3 separate regions of the Homo sapiens genome follow, and regions 2 and 3 are each linked to region 1. A link is a loop called in an ENCODE intact Hi-C map of the cell type or tissue named here. Cell type or tissue: ascending aorta. All regions are shown on one strand.

Evidence for each region. Peaks named below come from ENCODE experiments on the same cell type or tissue, not always from the same donor. Only the 100,000 strongest peaks of a DNase experiment are listed, where the experiment ranks them.
Region 2: it touches region 1 in a loop (2.2-fold over the local background); 4 of 110 quality-filtered maps call a loop at or near these places.
Region 3: a loop joins it to region 1, with 2.8 times the contacts of the local background. A loop is called at or near these places in 4 of 110 quality-filtered maps.

What each region holds. Positions count from the first base shown.
Region 1 is chr1:2,925,165-2,927,664 of GRCh38, reverse strand. No RefSeq gene overlaps it. Among named protein-coding and RNA genes, the nearest start is that of ACTRT2, 95 kb to the left of the region's middle. In ascending aorta, no CTCF peak of the experiment used is centred here; DNase peaks (open chromatin) are centred at 54, 1,104 and 1,544; H3K4me3 peaks cover 492 bases; H3K27ac peaks cover 2,039 bases.
Region 2 is chr1:2,981,661-2,984,160 of GRCh38, reverse strand. No RefSeq gene overlaps it. Among named protein-coding and RNA genes, the nearest start is that of ACTRT2, 39 kb to the left of the region's middle. In ascending aorta, no CTCF peak of the experiment used is centred here; a DNase peak (open chromatin) is centred at 1,020; H3K4me3 peaks cover 1,154 bases; H3K27ac peaks cover 2,355 bases.
Region 3 is chr1:3,062,215-3,064,714 of GRCh38, reverse strand. The region is part of intron 3 of LOC124903827 (translation initiation factor IF-2); the gene reads left to right. PRDM16-DT (PRDM16 divergent transcript) reads left to right here. Exons shown (of 6, transcript NR_015440.1): 2 at 413-503; 3 at 660-2,500. Among named protein-coding and RNA genes, the nearest start is that of PRDM16-DT, 4.3 kb to the left of the region's middle. In ascending aorta, no CTCF peak of the experiment used is centred here; DNase peaks (open chromatin) are centred at 937 and 2,001; H3K4me3 peaks cover 1,485 bases; H3K27ac peaks cover 2,500 bases.

The sequences.
Region 1 (2,500 bases):
CTCTCCTCGTTTCCACACTCTGAACGAGACCCTTCCGTAAAAGGGGCAGTGACACACGCTCGCTCCTCCCAGGGGAAGGATTGAGAGCTCGCCGGCTCCTGGGCGTGCTGGACCGCCCCGGACGTAAGCCCTGGCTTCACACTCCACGAAGAGGAACTGAAATGGAACCAAGGCTTTCTCAGGCGGGACCCTGGGCCACTTTTCTGCCTTTCAGTTGAAGTCAGTTGATGAAATTTCACCTGGTGGATTTCGCATTCTGACTTGGATTCTCTATGTGAGAGGCTAAAGCAGTACAATGCCCAGCAAAGCTTGACTCTCCCTGGGAAGGGACAGGATCATGAACACCTGCCACCCCAAGACAGTAGAACCAAGTCTCCTACCTGCAGGGGCAGGAAAAAGAGATGCAGCTCAGCCCAGCACAGACCAGCACAGCCCAGCTCAGCCCAGCTCAGCCCAGCTCAGCCCAGCACAGACCAGCTCAGCCCAGCACAGACCAGCACAGCCCAGCACAGACCAGCATAGCCCAGCTCAGCCCAGCTCAGCCCAGTCCAGCCCAGCTCAGCCCAGCAGAGCCCAGAACAGCCCAGTCCAGCCCAGCTCAGCCCAGCTCAGCCCAGGTCAGCCCAGGTCAGCCCAGTCCAGCCCAGCTCAGCCCAGTTCAGCCCAGAACAGCCCAGCTCAGCCCAGCTCAGCACAGCACAGCCCAGCTCAGCCCAGCACAGCCCAGCTCAGCTCAGCCCAGCTCAGCTCAGTTCAGCACAGCACAGCCTGGCTCAGCCCGGCTCAGCATGGCTCAACACGGCCCAGCACAGCCCAGTCCAGCCCAGCTCAGCCCAGCTCGGCCCAGCCCAGCACAGCCCAGCCCAGCACAGCCCAGCCCAGCACAGCCCGGCCCAGCCCAGCCCAGCACAGCCCAGCTTAGCACAGCCCAGCTCAGCCCAGAACAGCACAGCTCAGCTCACCCCAGCCCAGCCCAGCCCAGCACAGCCCAGCACAGCCTAGTTCAGTGCAGTACAGCCCAGCACAGCCCAGCCTAGCTCAGCCCAGCTCAGCCCATCACAGCCCAGAACAGCTCAGCCCAGCTTGGCACATCCCAGCTCAGCCCAGCCCAGCTCAGCCCAGCACAGCACAGCCCAGCCGAGCTCAGCTGTGGCCTCAGCCCTGTATTCTTGGTATCCAGGTCCCTGCCAAGCACCACCTATCATACCCCAGGATATCCCACTGCCCCTGAAAGGGAGGGCTTCTCCAAGGCCACCTCATGCCGGGGACCAGCCAGCCCCTTCACCTAACTCTTCCAGGCAGAGAAAATACCCCAAACAGAAGCCCTGCCCACCATCTGAGGACCAGACTTTATGCCCTCCCGCAGCTGTTGAAATTCTCAGAATCAATTCCCTCCTCTCCAAGACCCTAAAAACCTGAAGCAGGCCCTGGGGGCATCGGCAGCTCCCCTTTCCCACACCCAACAGGGAAGCTTCAAGGGCCTTCGAGCCCGGCTTCCTTGGCCACCTCCGGAGTCCCCTGGGAGCAGTGGCTCAGGCCTGGCCCCGAGTCAGCACGCCTCGCCTGGGAACTCCAGCAGGCTGAGAGTCCTGTGGAATTCCTCACCCCACACTTGGGATTCTGCCAGGAAATGAGGTTCCATGAAGCCAGCCTCACCCACGGCAGGGCAGGGTGGTGGCAGGGGCCGGTAGTGTTTTCATTGGAAGGAAATTTAGCTCCTTGAACCCCCTGCCAATAAAAAAAAAAGATGAGATGTGCCTGTGTGAGATCTCACACTGTCCAAGCATTTAAAATCTAGATGTATTCCCAGAACCCTGTTGATAGCATGTTTCACCATGAAACTCCCCACGAAAGCACATTGGAGAATTCCATATTTTAAAAATCATAATAGAAGGGCCTATGTAATCCTTCTTACCTTAGAAATACAGACATTTGGCTGGATGGAAGAATCTGGGGATGCGCTAAGCTGCTCCCCACCGCAGGCATTGCAGAGGGGACCCCATCCCGTGGCATAAAGAACAGAGCCAGGGCTGGCGACCCCCAGACTCAGCATCGAGCAGCCTGCACTGTGCCCCTCTCCTCCCCTGTGGGATTCCAGGGTGCACACAAACCCCGCATACAGAGGGGACCCCCCAGGGCCAAGCCCCGGGACTGTCACCTGCGGCCCAGGAACCGTGGCTGGGCGGGTTCTGGCATTCATGCCACAAGGCTGCTTCTAAAGCCAGACCCCCAGGCCAGCGGCTCCATCTGGGTGGAGAGAGCCTGCCGGGTGAGGTCCACTCTCGGGGGACAGAGGACAGACCCAGACCCAGGCTGGTGCTGGGGGCTGACATAGGTCGGGGGGCTGCATTCCAGAGAAGAGATCATGAGGGTTCCCACAGAACAGCCAGGCACCCCAGGCCTATGGCCTCTGCATGTCCAGCCCTGGACACAGGACAGCCCCAGCCTCAGGGAGGGCCCAGGCCCAAGCACGGCAGCCAAGAGTCCCCAGCACCCTCGT
Region 2 (2,500 bases), 56 kb before region 1:
TGCACGGGAGGCTGGACCCGCTGTCTTGCAGAAAGTTCAAGGACAGACCGGCTGCATTTCCTGAGCCTTACACGACTCTGTGAGCCAGAAAGTGTGAATGCTTCTGTTCTCACGTTGCCCCTGAGGAAACTGGGGCTCAGAGAGGTGAAATAACGAGTCCAAAGTCACACAGCTTCTAATCAGCAGAGCTGGATTTCGAGCTGGCATTTCTCCGGCTGCAAAGGCCCGGCTCTTTCTATGCAGCCAATAGCCTGGCTGGGGTCAGGTCGAATGGCCCAGGCCAGGTGCCAGGTCCCGGCTGCCTCGTGGGGCTCACCTGTGGCCCGCATTAGCTAATACAGTGCACAAAGGGATGGTGGAGAAAAATCAAGTTACAGTGAAACTGGCCATCTATTTTGGGGCAAAAACAATTACCTTTATGTTCAAGAGAAACAGGCAGAAAGCACTTATTTAAATTGCTGTCTTATAACTACCCAAGGAGCTATTTTCAGAAACCATTCAAATGTTTTTCCTCCCTTTCCTGAAGAAAGCCACTTCCAGTCCTCCCCGAGTGCCGACTCCGGCTCTGGATGGCACAGGTCTACAGACCCCCAGCCTCCTGCCCTGGGCGACTGTGCGGAGTGAGGCTGTCCCTCCAGGGCCCGGGCCAGGTGGGGGCCGCAAGGCCTTTCCAAAGCTACTGAATAAATGAACTTTCGAGACCTCAAAGAGGACGTTGCCATTTTACCATGCAGGGGGATGGGGAGGAGATAGGTCAGGCCCCCCTCACCGAGGCAGTTAAAAAAGTACACGCAGCCCCCAAATCACATTAAATATGTTAAGCAAACACGCGGCAGGCGGCGTGGATATTAGGTCATTTCTCATAAATATTAATACCGGAGTTTTCCAACGGGCAAAATTAAAGAAACAAAGACGCCTCTTCACTTGCAGCCTCGTGGACTGCAGCCCTGGAACCGGCCCAGCGGAGCGGGGAAATATCAAGTAAATTCAGCTCCAAAAAAGCCTGCTCCGCACTCTCACCAGAGCTGCCAGTTGTGGTTGGCAAAAGGGTGAACTTTCCCCAGCCCCGGCCCTGGCCCTGGCCCTGGCAGAGGCAGTGACATGTCAGCGAGAAGAGGCCACGTGACGGCCGGGACTCCAGCCTCCGGCGGGGATGAGCCTCCCCACCTTGGGGCTGCCCCTCACCGGGGCATAGAATGCCTTCCCCTAGTCCCCAGGGCCCCATTCGGGGCTCACAACCAGAAAGTCTGGGAAGAAACTGGCCCAGCAGGCCCGCGTGGCCTGGCACTCTCTTCTGCAGGGCCCACTCCCCGGCATCCCAGGCCGCCCCTCTGGGGCAGGACCCTGCGTGTGCCCCAGGCTGGTTGACCCTCCCGAAGCTCCTGACGAGGAAGCTGGAGTCCCAGGTGCCTCCCATGGCACCCAGGCACTGGTGTCCCTCTCGTCAGGGTCTGCTTCCCGCTCCGCACCTGCCAGGTCTCACGACACCTGCGTTGGCCCCAGAGGTACACGTGCAGGTGAGCATGCAGCCTCTGCCCTTGGGCAAGAGGACGGACCTGGTCACGCCTGACCCCTCGGCAATGCCGGGGGTGGCCCAGGCACTCTGCTCACCCTGACAGCTGTGGCCTGTCCCTCAGGCCACTTGCCCCAGCGAGGCCACAGCAGAGACTTTGGTCTAAATCAACCTGATCAGGCCAGGGTTCCACCCCGATGGTGAGAGGAAAGGACACTGGAGGGAAGAAACGTCACTGTGAAAACTGAAACGCGTCTTCACAGCACTTGCCACATGGGGGCTGAGGGTCCCCCAGGCCTCCATCTGTAGACAGGGCTGTAGAAACAGCCCCAAGGGACTTGTTGCCCCACAGTGTGACGGATCTGGAGGCCCCGGCAGCTCCCTCCCTGCAGCCCTCGGGACATAGCCTCCTCTGTGCTCACAGAGCCGCACGTCTGAGCACCCCAGGGGTGGGCCTGGGTCCTTAGAGCCTGTGTCCCCACCCAGGACCCCCGCACACTGGCTGGCCTGCCACAGTCCACCCGGGCGACAGAGCAGCTGTGGTGCAGGCTCTGGAGTCAGGCAGATGTGGCTCAGATTCCGATGCCCAGTGACCCTGGAAAAGGCAGCTCACTTCCCAGGCCTCAGTTTATTTTTTTAACCTGAAAGAGAGGCCGTGGGGGTCAATGGTTTAACCTGAGTAAAGAGAATATGTTCATGATAAAGCTGCCCGAAGGCAAGGCCCGGGACATCTTCACAGCAGCCGGAGAAGGAAGAGGTGTTGCCGCAGAGGAATGGTGATGGCTTCTGGCTAGAAAAGGCGCGAGCAAGGAGATGGTGGATTGGCCGCTTTAAAGTCCCAAAAGGGAACAAACCCCACACACTAAAACCTGTGAGTTCACAATTCCACACCCAGGGAAAACCTACTCCAAGTGCCAAAGAGAAATGAAGACTTGTTTGAATGAATACACAAAAGCAGGAAGAATTCATGAGCAGCAGCTCACACTA
Region 3 (2,500 bases), 140 kb before region 1:
GGACACAGGTCCCAGTTGTGGCCCAGTGGTGGCAAGGTTCCATTCCCTGCACTGCTCAAAGGTGGGGGCCTCCCAAAGCCGATACCCGATTCCTGGTCCCAGAGTGGGTAGCTGGGAGGAGTGGACTTCCTAGGAATGTGAGCCATGTCGCTGATTTCGAACAAACCCCAGATGTGTGGAAACTGACTTATTTTGATTGCAAGAGGGTCCTTGTCCCTTGCAGATGGGCAGCTTCCGGGGACCGGCTTGCACGATGCCGTGGCCACCCCAGTGGAGACCCTCTGCCCGGCTTTGTGTCCTGGCGTCCCCACCAGGGTGCCCAGCTCTCCTGCGCAGATGTCGGGAGTATCTGGATGCCCCATGGGCACTTCGAGGGCCCAATCCGGAGTTTTTTGTTTTGTTTTGTTTTAAGAGATTGAGACTGTGAACCTGAACTCCCTTGATCTCCTCCCGTTGGGCCCAGGAGGGAGCCGAATCCAGGCCCAACCGGGCTCACTGAGAAGGTGCAGGAAGCCCCCAACGACTCCTACTCGTGTGCGGCCCATACTGGGCCAGGACGCTGCAGTGGCCGAGCCGCTGGGTGTCTGCAACGGGGAGCTCCCCCGCCGCTGGGGGCAATAAACGGAATCGGTTTCACACGCTTTCCCTCTTGATCTAAGAACCTTTAAAAATCCGCCAACGAATGCTGTTGCCTGGATGCGCTGCCTATGACCTTCAGCCGTGTGTTCACGCGCGCCCGCAGCCGTGGAGTGGCGGTCCCTCCTGCCGCCCGCAACCCCGGGGCCGCCGGTCTGCGCACACCGGGAGCAACTTCGTTACCCACAGCGCCCGCGTCCTGCGGCTCGCGCGGAACTGCGCGCGGGAAGGTGGCAGAGCGACGCTCCAGAACGCTGCTTGCGTAGACGCTGCCGCTGCCTTCAGATCCCAATTCGGCCGCGCGCGGGCGGGGCCCTGGCAGCAACGAAAATGGCGAGCCTCGTAGCCTTCCGGGCCCGGCGGCCACATTCCGGGAGTCGCCAGGTGGGAGCCCGCCTTCCGTGTCCCCAAACGCCCAGAGCCCGGGACACGGGCCGGCGGCCGGGTCACCAAGCCAGTTCCCGGAATCGGCTCGCGCCGGAATCCAGACTCGGCTTGCAAAGCCCGCTCCTGCCGTCTCTCCGCAGCGCGCCCTGCCCCCCACTGCCGGCCCTCTTAGCTTCAAAACCAAATTTTGCCTTTCATCCTGAGAGATTAATACCCCGCAGGTGAAACCGTGGAGACGGAGCTGCGGTGGGTTTCTTTTCCACGCCTCAGTTTCCTCGTCTGTGAAATGGGACCAGGCGCGCCTGTGCTTCTCCGGGAGTTTATTGCAGGGCTGGCTGGAGAGAATGGCTGGGTGGAAGCTGCCAGGAGGAGGCCCAAGGCCGCCCACCCCGTGGGCCTCGTTTGCTGAGCGGGGGTCAGAGGCGTGCGGGACAGGGCGCGCCCCACGGCGGCTCTGGAGGCGGCCCGGCCCGTCCCTGTCTCCTCCCCTCGCTCCCCCTCCCCCGGCCTTCCCGGAACTCTCCTCGCCCGCTGGGTGGAGGAGGGGCGAGGGCCGACTCCGCCGCCCCTGGGGTCTCCCTCCTCCCACCCCCACCGCAGAGTCTGGCCCGCCCTGGGCTTTCCTCTCAGGTCCCTTTGGGTCTCCAGAAGCCCGGAGGTTTCGCGCAGACTCGAACCTGAGATGACACCACCCAGCACCCCAAATCCTGCAGAGTGTGGAGGGGATCTGGGGAGAAGGCAGGGGCTGCCCGGGCGCTCTGGCTGCTGGGGGTGGGGGACAGGGCCTGCCGGGGAAGCGGGTCGGGGGAGGACTGGAGACCCAGGCTCCCCTAGGTACAACGAACCTCGCGGGAGGGAATACGCCATCCCCGTACCCACTTCCGAGGACGTAGGTCTTTTGGCACCGGCGGCAGCCGCGTTCCCACACATCTGGGCGGGGCCCCGCAGCATGGCCTGGGGAGCTGAGGCTTCGGGATCCGGCACAAACTACCATTCTAGGTGTAGACGGAGGAGGTGGGGTGTGGGAAGCAGGGGGCCATGGTCTGAGCAGACCTTCTCACCTCTGGGCCTCCCACCTCCTGGGGCAGGACTTACGGGGAAGGACCCGAGGGGAGTGGGGTGTCCATAGGGACACCCAAGGGTCTATCCCTGCGAGCTTTGCTTTCTACTAAACCAATAATCGCAGTGGTGGTGGCAGTCGAGACACGGCTCAAAGAGCCGGCAAGAATAGAGCAGAGACCAGGATCGCCCCAGGCAGGGAAAAAATGACCAGTTCTGTAGAGTGACCCGAAGGTGATGGAATCACTCGGGCGTCCTCCTGGGAAAGAGCTGCCTGCTCCCCCGCCGCCGCCAGTACACCGGCGCCCATGCCCCGGGGGCTGGAGAGAGCAGCCAGGCACAGGTAACTCAAGAACTCCAGTCCCCTCACGGGTGCCGTGCTGTGGGGCGCCCTCACCCCCACACTTTGGGTCCCTGG